Linked DNA regions of Homo sapiens: region 2 is linked to region 1. Evidence: chromatin contacts called from ENCODE Hi-C or POLR2A ChIA-PET data. All regions are on one chromosome and are shown on one strand. Each heading gives the region's core, a stretch centred on a gene start or an enhancer-like site at or near the end of the contact. The rest is flanking DNA. Distances are from core to core; before and after follow the strand shown. Region 1 holds the start of BCORL1 (BCL6 corepressor like 1). Region 2 holds the start of SLC25A14 (solute carrier family 25 member 14).

Region 1 (6,518 bases), core at 2,842-5,341:
TGGCTTAAACAGATCATTTCCAAATCTTCACGTTCCCCTTGATGCAACTTAGGCCAAATATTTTTTAAGGGGTGTGTGTGGGTGTGTGTGTGTGTGTGTGCATGTGGTGTGCAGGAGTAGGGGTGGGGTGCATGAGAGGTTAGGAGTGGCCAAGTAGAATGTCTTGAGGAGAGGTTCCCAAAGCAAAATAAAATGGCCAGCGCCTTGTCCACGTTGCTGGCAATAGCTTTTGAGGGTGGTGAGGACAAGCAAGAGGGGTCCTAGAACACCAGGCCTCAGGCAACAGAAAAGCCACTGCAGCCTTAGATAACTTGCTCCAATGCTCACCCACATCCCTCACACCAGGTGAGGGAGACATACCAGGCAAGTCTCAACTGCCATCTCTAAAGTACTTCCAAAGGAGAGAAGGGACATCGGAGCTGAGAGATGGAACCTCTGGGCCTAGCAGAAGCGAGGTGGAGTGGGGAGGAGGAGGAGGAAGACATTAATCTGGCAGGGCTTCCTTCTAGTCCAAATGACCCTCTGACTTCCTCAGCATGGATAAATATATAACAAATAATATCAATATATCTGCACATAAAGACTTTTTTCGAATTCCTGCTATTCATTTCAAATTCCGTTTACAAAGCACTGAATCCTCCAGGAACTGCTGGGCACCTCCCCTAATACCCTCTAGGCTGAGGCGATGCCTTTGAAGTCCCTGTCATGGGCTCAGGGCTGGAGCTGCTAAGAAACACCCTAAGACTGAGAGCAAATCGGCCGGCAGCTTCAGCTCCTTCGCAAGCTGCTAGCTGCTAGCTGCTCTCCTCGGAGTCAATGTAAAGTCATGAGAGTTCGAATGTGGACCGCAAGCTTCTCAGCCCTTCAGTCCCAGGGATGGCCTGGGATGTAAACACACACGACGGTTTATTCCTTTGGCCAGGCAGAGAGTCGTTAGGGTAAAGGGTAAGGGTCAAGGGAGCTCGGATTGGTGACTGAGGAGCCCAAGGAAAGCCGGCAGAAGCCGAGTCCTCTAGAGCTGGGCTTTTGGCTCTGAATCGTGCAGGCTTCCCACTTTACACAGACCTTTCATCCCCTTCCTCCTTCTTCCTCACTCGGGTCTCTCGCCACCGACCCCTACCCCCCCGCCTCCATCCCCAGATGCCTCCACGCCCAGGTGGTGTTACCCACTGAGGGTGGCCCAGGGGGTTTGCAGCCGGGGGAGGTTGCCACCAAGGGTGGGCCGCCCTGGAGACGAGAGGCAAGGCGGCGAGCCCTGGCATTTTCCTTTCCCCAGCACCTGTCCCACTTCGGCGCCGGGGCTGGGGCTGCGCCCGCGGGCGGCCTCGGAGCTTGAGCGCCAGAACCACGCACTGAGGTCGCCCAGGGTGGGGAAGTGGGGGGCCGGGGGAGGGGCGGGGCATCCGGCGGGGAGGTCTCCCCCACCGCATGCAAGACCCTTTGCCCCCCCACAACATACACTGAGGCTAAAACGGGGATGAGAGTCACACAGAGCAGGAGCGAAATCTTTCGCTCTCCGACCCGAACGGCGCGTTGCTCGACCCCCCCCTTCCTGGAGCCAGGGGCTGGCCGAGGAAGGTGGCTCCGTTCTTCCCCCGTGGCCAGTGCGGGGTCTGCGGCTGCCCGGCGAGGTTCCGGCTTCCCCGGGACTGGCAGGGGGAGCCCCGAGAACTGCAGGCCCGCCCCCCCTTCCTCCTCCTCCTTCCCCTCCTCCCCCACGTGTCCTCCCTGAGCCCAGCAGCCTGATCCCAGCACCCCCCGCCACCTCCCTCCTCCCGCTTCGCCCGCTTCCCCGGCGGCGTGGAGAAGAGCAAAGTTGCGACAGCGGCCGGGGGCTCTGCCCAGGTAAAGGGGGCGCCGTGAGGCGGGGGTGGTGGGGGAACGGTGCGGCCCTGCGGCGGGGGCGGGGGGAGGATAAAGAAACTTGCTTCCCGCGGCCCCCACCCCGCGTGGGTTCCGATCTTGCGTGGAACGAGCCCGCGTGGCGAGTCGCGGCAACACTGCCGGGACCGAGGCCGGCACCTGGACCCGGACCCGGACCGCGCGCTTGGGCCGGCTCGGCGGGCGCAGGCAGCGGGCCAGGCCAGCACCCAGGCAAGGGCGGGGTGGGTGGCCGTACACCGGACCGAATCGGGGACTCCGGTGGCGTGGGCGCGGGCCGAACCCCGACCGGGCCGAGTTGGGTGGCGAAGTAGGACGTGGATTCGGGGGCGGGGCGCGGCGGGAGGGGGAAACCAGGCCTGGCCAGACTGGCCTGGGCGTGGGGGCGGGGGGCGAGTTCGGGGCACTTGCTGGGCTCTGGACCGAGCGGTAGGGCGGGGCGGCGCTAGGGGCTGGGCCGGACCCGCAGGGAGAGGGCGAGGGGAGGGAGAGCCGGGGGTGGAGTAGGGGCGTGGAGTTGTGAGCGGGGTCTGGCCTCGGCCGGGGGCGAAGGTAGATCGGCGGGGCCGCGAGCGGAGGGAGGGAGGCCCGCGGCGGCGCGGCGGCAGCGAAGGCCAGCTTCCGCGGAGTTTGTGCCCGGGCTTCCCGGGCTCTGGCCGCCTCACGCGCACAAATGGGGCTAGGGGACTGAGTGGTAAGCAACTCCGAGTGTTAGACGGTGATCGGGCGGCGATTCCGGGAAAAGCGAGGAAAGACACAGTCTGCGATTGTGCCGCACCCCCCACCCACCTCTTAGCATCTGGATTCTGCTCTCGTAGTGGGGGCCGCGGACCCTCCCCGCCACAGTCCTTTTACTCTCCAGCACTCCCACCGCCTTCCCCCTTCTTCAGCCATCTGACTCTCCTAGGGGTATGTGTTTTTGGGGGTGGACGGCGACGGGGGTGGGGGATACTTTCCTTCCCGTGGCGGCAACCTAGTTCGTATCTTATTCCTACAAGGTAGCGTCGCTTCGAGTCGCATGGACATTGGGGTTTAGATAATTTACCCCCCACCCAAGCGATTTAATGGCTTTTAAGCAAAAGGCGAATACCTGGATTTCCATGGGAGGGATGAGGTTTGAAGATTGGGATTCACCCCTAGCTCACTTCCACTACCAACCCCTCTTTCTTGTGAGCCACTTCCACGGGTATTCAAATCTGGGGGGGAGGGGGGACGGGAGTATTAATATGCTTCTCTATTTCTACACAGGGTCGGCGTGGCGAAGGACGGCTAGCCTTGGAGGGAAAGTAGCCACCAGTCCAACTCGGGTCGCCCCCACCATTATTTCGGTGAGGGGGCAACGCTAAGAAGGGGATACTGGTGGGTAGGGGCCCAGTATAAGGGAGGGGGCTGGGTAGTCGTCCCCAGAAGGACTCCGTGTCTTGGCGGGGAGAGAGAGAGGCGAGCCCCGGCTTCAGGGGAGGGGTTCCGGGGAGGGAGATGGGGGGGTGGCGACGACGGTGGGGGGGGGAGCGGGAAGAAGGGGGAGTCACGCCCTGCCTGCAAGGGGAGCCTCCCTCAGGCCCCTGGGAGAAGGGGACTGAATGCGTCTGTTCTCCGCTGCCCGGCAGAGGAGATCTGGGGTCTCGAGATTTGCACACTGGATCGGCACCAGTGGCCTGAGAAAGTCAGGTCGGGGCATAAGGTGGAGAACGTTGGAAGAAAGAGAGAGAACCCTTTGGCCGCGGCTCACTGACCCTCTCCCTTCCTCAACCTCCCCCTTCGAGGGGCGTCGAGGTGGGGGGGGACGTGGGGCTCCTGCAGCCCCGCAGATTGAGCGCCTCCGCCTCTCCCAGGAGTCTAGCTTTTTGCCCGGCTTGCTGCAGCCACTGCTGCCTCCCTCTCCGGAATCCGCTCGGTCCTCTCAGCGATCCCCTCCTCCTCTCCTCCCCTCCCAGTGTCACCGGGGCTGCTTGGCTCTGCCCCCTTCGCCGCCGCTTGCTCCCTGCTTTCGTCCCTCCCTCTCTTGCTCGCTCCCTCCCTTCGCCTCCTCCTCCCCATTCCCCCCCACCCGCGTAGGCCGCATTCTGGGAGTTGTAGTCCGGTGGAGCGGGGGTTGGCGCCGCCCGCGGACCCAGCCGGACTCCACTTCCCGTCGAGCCCTGCGACCGGCACCCACTCCACCAGGCTTCGCTCGCACACAGACACACACACACACCGCTCTCCCCCTCACTCTTTCGCTCGCCGCGGCTGCTGCCAGTGTGTGGCTCTGTCTCTCCTCCGCTTTGCTGAGCCCTCCCTTCTTCCTCTCAGTTCCTAGAGTCCGACCGCCGCCGCCGCCGAGAGAGAGGAGAAGGAGGTCGGTGGCGATAAGGGGCGGAGGGGGGCATCAGATCGGGGCAGTATTAGGCGGGTGGCGGTTAAGAGGGAGTAAGAGGGAGCCCGGGTGGCGGCCTGAGCCTCCCCGCGGAGCCGACCCGGGAACAGGTGCGTCTTTTTTCTCTCTCCCCCAATCCCTCCACCCCTTTTGACTCCCCGGCTTTTTCGTATCCCCCCACCCGCTTCTTTCTATCTTAAGCCTTTCTCCAACCCTGTTCCTTCTTTTCCCTGCGGCCGCTCGGCTTGCCCCCCGGGGGCGCCGTCCTCTTCGTGTCCCCGGACGTAGCGCTCCCTGGAGCTGGGTATGTCTTCGCCCCTCCCTTCGGGACAGCTCCCTTCCACTTCCCACCTTCGTACCCCATCCCCTGACTTGCCCTACCCCCTTCTCGACCCCCTTCTCTCTTAGCCAGGTGAGACTCGTTCGCCACGATCCAAGAGAGTCTTCTTCCCGGCTGGGCGGGGGTCTCCATGGAAACGGGGGTCGGTTGATCCTGGGGGGGAAACCATAGGAATTACCCCACTCCTCGGAAAGGGAGGTGGAGGCTATGGTCTTGTTAACTACCTGACTCCAACCCCCGATCCAAGGATCCGACGATCCGAAGGGAGGCTGGCTAGCAGGGCAGGGCGAGAAAAGGCTTTTTTTTGGGGGGGGGGGGTGTCCGTGATGAAGTGTTGAAGAGACCGGGAGAAAATGCCCTCCAACCTCAGAGGGGAGGTGCGACGGGTGCTCTTCAGGGCTGCTTTCTTCCCGGCGCTGGGGTGCGGGAATCGTAGGGTAAGGGGTACCCCTAGGTGGCGGCGGGGCCTGGGTTCGGGAGTGGGAGTGCTGTGATGGGGGCAGGGGCAATTATCCGAGTCCCTGGAAAAAAGGCGGGGGATGACTTCGGAGCGCCCTGGCTCCGCTGCCCTCGCTCTAGGGGCGGGGGCCGCCGGGCCGGGCGCGGCGGGGAGGGGGCTTAAATTGAAGGAAGATGAGATCGGGGGCAATTCATACTAGCACCGGCAAGCCAGAGGGGAGATCCGGCGTGCAAGCCCTCCACCCGCTTCGCGCCAGGCCTGGAGGCAAGGGGTCGGCGAGCGAAGCCGAGGGCTGGAAGGAGGGAGGCTCCGGTTACGGGGCCGGGTTTCGGGATCAGGGGCAATCCCCCGGCCCTTGGAGAAGGAGGGAGAGGGATGGCCGCGAACCCCAGGGCTCCCCCACCCCGGGTCCTAAGGGGCGTGAGGGACGGACAGCAGGCCCAGCGGAGCTGGATTCGAGCGGATCGCGGCCGGGGAGTGGGAGGGCTTAGTGGTGGGCTTCGGGGGGAGCAGTCCGGCGGCGGGGCGGGCGGGCGGGGCGTGGGGCTCCGGCGGGCGGCGGGGCGGGGCCGGGGGCGGCGCTGCTGCCGCCGCCGCTGCCGCCGCCGCCGCTGCTGCTCCTGCTGGGGCCGCCGCAGCCGTTGCCGCCGCCGCCGCCGCCGCTTCTGGGCGGGGAACGGAGGCCAAAGAGAGTCCCGTGCCGGGGCAGAGGGCGCAGGCGGCGCGCGGTGGGGAGGGGGCCGTCCTGGGGGCGGGGGCAGGCGGGGGGGTGGAGCCCCCGACGGGGGGCGGTACGAGCCGGGACGACGACGACGAGGAGCCCCGGGGGCCGGGTGCATGGAGGACGAGGTGCTGGGAGAAGGAAGGGGGGTGTGGGTCCCGCGACTGGCCTCGTGGGCTTGGCTCCTCGAGGTTCGGTTTCGGGACAGAGCCCTGCAGGGGCGCCAAGAGGCCGGGGAAGGGATAGGGAGGTGAACTGGTCGGTGGAGGGGGCCCTCCTCGCCGGGGTCCCGCCGAGAGGAAGGCTGGGCCAGAGGGACGTCCGGGGCAAGGCTGGGAGGAGCCGGCCGCACCTCGGCTGGGGATTTCGCGTTATGGAGGTGCGGGAGATTGTTGTAGGGAAAGACGTGGTCGAGGGGAAAGGTGGGAGGGAAACACTGCAAACCCGGGAGGCCAACAGCACAGGCCCGTGGGGGTGCCCTTCTATTCCGCTCGCACCTCCTCCCTCCCTGAGTGGAAGCACTATGTTTTTGTTTTATTGTTTTGAAATTTTCAATGTTGGCTGATCGAAACTGTCGATGGGGTGATATTCATTCTTGGTGTCTCCTGGAGTAGACAGTAAAGACAGGCATCCTTTGGCGAGCAAGCATCTAGCCCAGGGTTTAGAGGCTCTTTACGTTAGTGTGGGAAGGGGGCCCGGTAACTTTGTGCCACAGCTTGACTACTGTTAAGGCAGTTTGGAGGTCGTCCCTGTGGTACAG
Region 2 (6,780 bases), core at 3,113-5,612, 360 kb after region 1:
TGGTAACCTGGGAAGAATATGAAGCTGATAGGAAAGATAAATGGAGAGGGAAGGTGGCTCTCCAGGAGCAGCAAGGAGGAGTGAGTGAGGTCTGCAAGGAGGCATAGGTAAGACTAGGTTCATGCAATATTTACATAAACATATAAAAGATGGAAAAATGTTAATGCTGGTATCTGGGTAGTGGGGATGACGCTTACATTTTACTTACTTTTGTGTGTGTGTGTGTGTGTGTGTGTGTACTGTTTGTTTTTTTGAGACGGAGTCTCACTCTGTTGCCCAGACTGGAGTGCAGTGGTTCGATCTTGGCTCACTGCAACTGCTGCCTCCCGAGTTCAAGCGGTTTTCCTGCCTCAGCCTCCTGAGTAGCTGGGATCACAGGCGTGTGCCACCATGCTCGGCTATTTTTTGTATTTTTAGTAGAGACGGGGTTTCGCCATGTTGGCCAGGCTGGTCTCAAACTCCTGACCTCAGGCCTGCCTCAGCTTCCCAAAGTGCTAGGATTAAAGGTGTGAGCCACTGCGCCCAACCTCTTTTGTGTTTTTATCTTTATTTGTGTGTGTTTAAAATTTTTCTTTTGTGTTTTCCTTTCCCCTCCATGAAGATGCATCACTTTAAAATTGAGGCCAGGCGGGGGAGTATTACTTATTATGAAAACAAAAGCAGAAAATCTGCTTCCCGATGTAGGAGGACCATAAGTTAGGGATAGCCAGCCCACTGACTCCAGCACACAAGGACATAAGGCCACCCTCCAGAAGCACATGACATGAACACACCTATCTCAAGAATTATAGGATAAGCATGTGTGTATGCATGGTGAGGACTAGAAGGAGGCTTTTGACTATCAAGAGTAGCAGTGGATGTTTGGATTTCAGGTAATTGCTACCTTCCTTCCACTTTTGTGTATAGTTTAGTGATTTATAATAACTATGTATTTTTTATAATCAGAAAAAATAGTAAAGCTATTGTAATGTTGAAAACTATATATAGTCTTCACCAAAGAAATTAATAGTCCCAATGTACACTGCACTGATAAAATCACATCTTAGGCTCTCATTCTCCTACTGGCCCGGAAGAACCAGTGGCCATATTGTGAGCTGTCTGTGGAAAGGGTCACGTTGCAGGAAAACAGGGGCAGCCTCAGCAGCTGAGAGTGGCCTCTGGACAACAGCCAGAAAGAAACTGAAGCCCTCAGTGCTACAGGTGCAAGGAAATAAATTCTGCAACAATCTGGGTGAGCGTGGAAGTGGATTTTCACTCAGTCAAGTCTTAAGATAAAAATACAAGTCTGGCCGACACCTTGATTGCAGCCTTGTGAGATCCCAGAGCACAGGACCCAGTGAAGTCATGCCTGGACTCTTGATCTACAGAAACTGTGAGACAGTACATGTGTGTTGTTCTAAGCTGCTGAATTTGTGGCAAATTTTTAATGCAGCATAGAAAATTAACACACACTCCTACTAGCAGTATGTGAGAATTTGAGATACTTTACATCCTTGCCAATCCTCAGTCCTTTTAACTTTGGCCACGCTGGTGGGTGTGTATTGTGATTTTAATTTTAATTTTCCTGATGAATAATAATGTTGAACACTTTTTAATATGCTTATTGGTTATTGGATATACTCTCTTATGAAGTGCCCCGCAAGCATTTTTCCCATTAAAAATTTGAGTAGCCTATCATTTTATTACTGTTTTAGGAGTTCTTTACATATACTGGATATGAAATTTTGTAGGATACATGGATTAAAAATCTACCATTGTGGGGCTTGCGTTTTCACTCTTCTTAATGGTGACTTCTTTTTTCTGGGGGGTGGGGGGGATGGAGTCTCACTCTTGTCGCCCAGGCTGGAGTGCAGTGGCGCAATCTCGGCTCAATGCAACCTCCGCCTCCCAGGTTCAAGCGATTCTCCTGCCTCAGCTTTCCGAGTAGCTGGGATCACAGGCGTACGCCACCACACCTGGTTAATTTTTGTATATTTAGTAGAGACGGGGTTTCACCATGTTGGCCAGGCTGATCTCGAACTCATGACCTCAGGTGATCCACCCGTCTCGGCCTCCCAAAGTGCTGGGATTACAGGCGTGAGCTCCTGTGCCCAGCCAAAAAAAATTTGAGGCTGGAGCACAGTGGCGCGATCACAGCTCACTGCAGCCTTGACCTCCCGGTCTCAAGTGATTCTCCCACTTCAGCCTCCGGAGTAACTGCGACTACAGTCGTGGCTAATTTTTAAATTTTTGGTAGAGGCGGGTGTTTCCTTATATTGCCCAGGCTGGTCTCGACCTCCTGGGCTCAAATGATGTTCCTGCCTCGGCTTCCCAACTATAGTATAGATGAGAGCAACATAGCATAGTGGTTAAGAGCAATCCCAGCTCTGCCATTTTCTAAATTACTCTCCTAACCTTTTATGGCCTGTGTTCTCAACCGTCAAAGGGGAAAAATAATAGTACCTGTCTTATAGGGTAGTTAGGAACACAAAAAGCTCTTGGCATCACCCTTGGTACATGGTAGGTACTGCACAATGTCAGCTAATATTATCGTCATGTGTGCTGCCTGGAGAAATTTTTAAGTGGAAAACAAAACAAACAAACAAAAACACAGGCCAGACGAGGTGGCTCACGCCTTTAATCCCAGCACTTTGAGGGGCCAAGGCGGGTGGATCACCTGAGGCCAGGAGTTGGCGATCAGCATGGCCAACATGGCGAAACCCCGTCTCTACTAAAAATACAAAAATTAGCTGGGTGTGGTAGCAGGCACCTGTAATCCCAGCTACTCAGGAGGCTGAGGCAGGAGAATCGCTTGAACCTGGGAGGTGGAGGTTGCAGTGAGCCGAGATCGCACCACTGCACTCCAGCCTGGACCACAAAGTGAGACTCTGTCCAAAAAAAAACAAACAAAACCCAACAAAATAAAACAAGGTGAACTAAAATGAGAAATATCCTTTTGGAAGAACATAGTTCCAAATATTTATTCATTCAACAAATAACCATTTAGGGCCAACTTGCACTGACTTTTCCTTATAACACATAAGCAATAAACCCTATTATTGCGTACTCTCGCGTGATTAGGGAACGTTGTTAAGAGGCTCAAAAATCGGACGTCATAGCTCAAAAATCGGACGTCATAGCACATTGGCTAATGGAATCACCCAGGGGCTTTGCGGTTTCCCCTTCCAGCAGCCAGAGGGGCCAGAGTCGGAAGCTGGGGGTCGGACTCTTGGCATCTTCTGGTGGATTATGAGGTTTGGATTAACTGGGATTTCCCGTTGGTGTTTTTCTGCCTCATCTGTTTAGCTTTTTGTGGTCCCCTTTTTGGTATCCAACTTGCTCTTTCTTAAGTGAAGTTTCTGATTAAAGCAAGAGCTTCGAGTAAGGGGTCTGACCGTAATTTTTCACTGGTTAATGTCTGACGTCCAGTAGGTGCTGTCTGGATCATTCTCCGTCCCTCCCTCCCTTCTTTCCCTCCCCCCCTTCCTTTCTCTCCCTTTCTCTTTTCTTTCTCTCTCTCCCTCCCTCCTTCCTTTCTCTTTCTCTCTCTCTCTCTTTCTCTCCTTTCTTGGATGGAGTCTTGCTTTGTCACCCAGGCTAGAGGGCAGTGGCGTGATCTCAGCTCACTGCAACCTCCACCTCCGGGGTTCAAGTGACTCTCCTGCCTCAGCCTCCCGAGTAGCTGGGACCACAGGTGCGTGCCACCACACCCAGCTAATTTTTTTGCATTTTTACTAGAGACGGGATTTCACCATGTTGGCCAGGCTGGTCTCAAAACTCCTGGCATCAAGTGATGCGCCCGGACCCTCAAAGTGTTGAGATTACAGGCGTGAGCCACCGCGCCTGGCCTTGAACTTTATTTTCTCATTGAGCCCAGGCACCTCACTAAATTCGGCTCACCCCTATGTCTCACTTTCCTACTTTTGTTTTGAAGCCTTTGCCCCACCCCCTCCACGTTGCCGCCTTTTTCGTACTGAGCGCGCAGGGCACTACGCCCACCACTCCCCTTGACCCACTCCTCAAGCCCTGATACCGGGGCGAGGCCCCTTCCTTTTCTAGTCCTTCTACGCGCCAGGTGGGTGGGTTTCGCGGTGACGAGGCGACACCTCTTTCCCCTCTGGCGAGCACGTTAACTGGGGAAGCTACCAAATTCTCACGCCTTAGCTGCCCTGCCTCCACCTCCCGCAAGTCCGGTTGCCCCTCTAGGCTTCTGCGCCTGCAGTGGTTCCGACCCTCGCCTTTAGAACTCTGCCGCTTCCGCCTCTTATTTCGCGCCTTTGTTTTTAGTTTTGGAAGGGGCGGAGTTGAAATGGCTGCGCCGCGGTTGCCGAAGCAACGCTTTGGTTACTTCCGTTGGTTTCAATGCTTCCGGGTTGGCGCTGCAGTGGCGTTTCCGACTGTGGGAGCCTCAGCTTCCCAGTCGTCCGATGAGCCCGAGCAGGTGAGGGGGAGCTCCTGGACTTCCAGGCTGGGGAGCGGGGCTGGGCCGCGCCAGGCCGCGCGGGGCCGGGCTGGCCTGGTTCCCGGCCTGGGAGGGGCTTAACGGTCCTCTGGTCTCTCTCTCCCCTCAGCTGAGTCCCTTCCCTGTCTTTCACTCTTCTGGCATCGGTGGTTTTACTTCTTCGATTGAACCCTGCTTCCTCGACCCCCCTGGGAGGCCGCCTTCTTCAGGCGCCTCCCTTCTCTCCACGAGCTCGCTCTGACAGCTGAGGAACTGGCAAGATCCTGCTACCCAGAGGGTGAATGGGTATCTTTCCCGGAATAATCCTAATTTTTCTAAGGGTGAAGTTTGCAACGGCGGCCGTGATTGTAAGCGGAGTAAGCAAACACCTCCATTGTATTAGTGTAAGGGATACTGTTGAAAGATGCTCCCCTTCGGTTTCTACCCCCTGTCACTCCTGAGGTCAAGGCATTGAAGGCATCTATTAAAATGCAGTTCAGTTACTTGATTGGCATGACAGCTGTTATCAACATGAATTAGTTTCTCAGACAGGATAACAGCAGGGACATTTATGGTTTCCTGTCAGTGATTCCTTGTTGTTGTTGTTTTTCCCCCCAGCCTAGAGATGCCTAGCGTTATCATGAACTCTTCCCTCGTCTTCATTCCCTACATCATCGAGTTCTTTGTGTCTTCATTGGGGAAGTCTATCTCTAACCTCAGTGCCAACAAGCATCTTTGTCTGCTGTACTTTGCACCATCCTAAGCTAGTCTCCCTGCCTCTCCCGTTTGTAATGTAATCCACTGTGTTTGCTGCAGCCCTAATAGGCTAAAATGTGGTGGATTTCCTCAAGTCACTTCGTTGTTAAACACACACACACAAAACATGCAGCCCCCTCCTACACCCCCTACCCCCACCCCTTGGTTTCAAGCCTTTCAACATAACATGCTCCTTATCACACTTCTTGTCTGATACTGTTTCAGTCAACAAGGGAATTCTCTGTTCCAGTTAGGTTCCTTTCTTCTTGGCACAAACCATACTGATGCCTGCTTCTACATGCTGTGCTTGTTCCCACATTTGTGTTTCTGTTCATTCTCTCTTCCCTGCCCCTCTCCCTTACCTGCACCTAACCAGGTTGTACCTACCGTCTCTCAAGGTTCAATTTAGGTTCTCTCACCTCGGCAATTTTCAAATTAGTCAATCCCATGCTGGTTGTAGTCTTTTCTATGCTCCTCTTGCTCTTAAAGTTTGTACTACACAGTTTAGTACTTAATTTTTCTCTAACGCACTACTTTGATTTCTTCCACCAGATTATAAGCTCTTGAAAGGCAAGTACTGTATTTCGTACTTTTTTCTCTGTCCCATCTCATTGGTTATTCAGAAAAGACAGGTTGAGTGGTAAATATTGTCTTGGTGCTAGAACGAATATCTGTGTTTTTCAAATATGATTATACCCAAAGTGCATTGCAGGTTTGGGCATTTAGCATGCCTTCAATAAATATCTGCTTGGCTCTCCATTGTTACCTTCTGAATCTGAGAATCTCTAATTTCTACTCTTTCTTAAAGGAGAAAGCAGGAGAGGCACCCAGAGTTTCCTGACCAGATCTTGGGAGTAGTATAGGGCAATGTAACTTGTATTGTAGGACATTCTTACTTTCACTCATTAGTCTATCAAATTCTCCGAAGTCAGATCTTCAGAATAAATGTTGGCATTTTGAAGACAATTTTCATTGGTTTCTTTATACAGTAAAAATATTTAGGGTACTATATTTTTATTTTACCTTAGATATGACTACTTTTACGCATATTTGGGGTTAGCCCCTACAAGTTAAAATAATTTTTAGAGGGCTTGGGGTATTTTACATAAGTAATTCCTTGGAACAAAAGCAAGGGAACAGGGTTCGCAGGCAGAGAATATCTGGGGATCAAGATAGTGTCATACACAGGGTGTGTAGCATTGGCCAGGTCCAGCAAGTTACCTTCCTTGTTTCCTCTGCAATCTTTTATATACAGGCTGCATACATAGGTAAAGGATGTCACACTGCAAAACCAACTAAGTATTGAATGGATATGTATTCAATTCTATGCAAGCTATAATGGGGGTTATAAAAAGTACTGTGAGATATAGTATCTTCCCTTGGGGATCTTACTTAGTTAAGAGAGGAAATAACATTGGACATCTTGAAGTTGACCCTCATCCTAGTCATTATTTTTATGCCTGAGATTAAGATATAGAAGGGATAAAAGAAGGTTCAAAAAATATTGCACACCTGTAGAATAGGTGTGACACAACACGCATGCATGTAGACAACTTTATGTAAAAGACTTGGAGGTTTCAGCTGACAGTTTAATGATTTGATAG

The links. Hi-C counts contacts between places; a loop is a spot of excess contacts on that map. ChIA-PET counts read pairs that join two places held with the same protein, here RNA polymerase II (POLR2A). Pooled maps may share reads with other maps.
Region 2: a pooled map shows a loop between it and region 1 (12-fold over the local background). The contact joins the promoter of SLC25A14 here to the promoter of BCORL1 in region 1. A Hi-C loop is called at or near these places in 7 of 50 pooled maps. POLR2A ChIA-PET finds 5 or more read pairs at or near these places in 2 of 52 experiments (AG04449 and WTC11).

The regions. Positions count from the first base shown.
Region 1 is chrX:129,978,544-129,985,061 of GRCh38, forward strand. BCORL1 (BCL6 corepressor like 1) reads left to right here and starts at 4,092. Exons shown (of 14, transcript NM_001379451.1): 1 at 4,092-4,219. RefSeq lists silencers at 1,511-1,580, 4,921-5,157.
Region 2 is chrX:130,335,557-130,342,336 of GRCh38, forward strand. SLC25A14 (solute carrier family 25 member 14) reads left to right here and starts at 4,363. Exons shown (of 11, transcript NM_001282195.2): 1 at 4,363-4,420; 2 at 4,551-4,797. The coding sequence starts at 4,723. RefSeq lists an enhancer at 3,995-4,568 and a silencer at 4,381-4,590.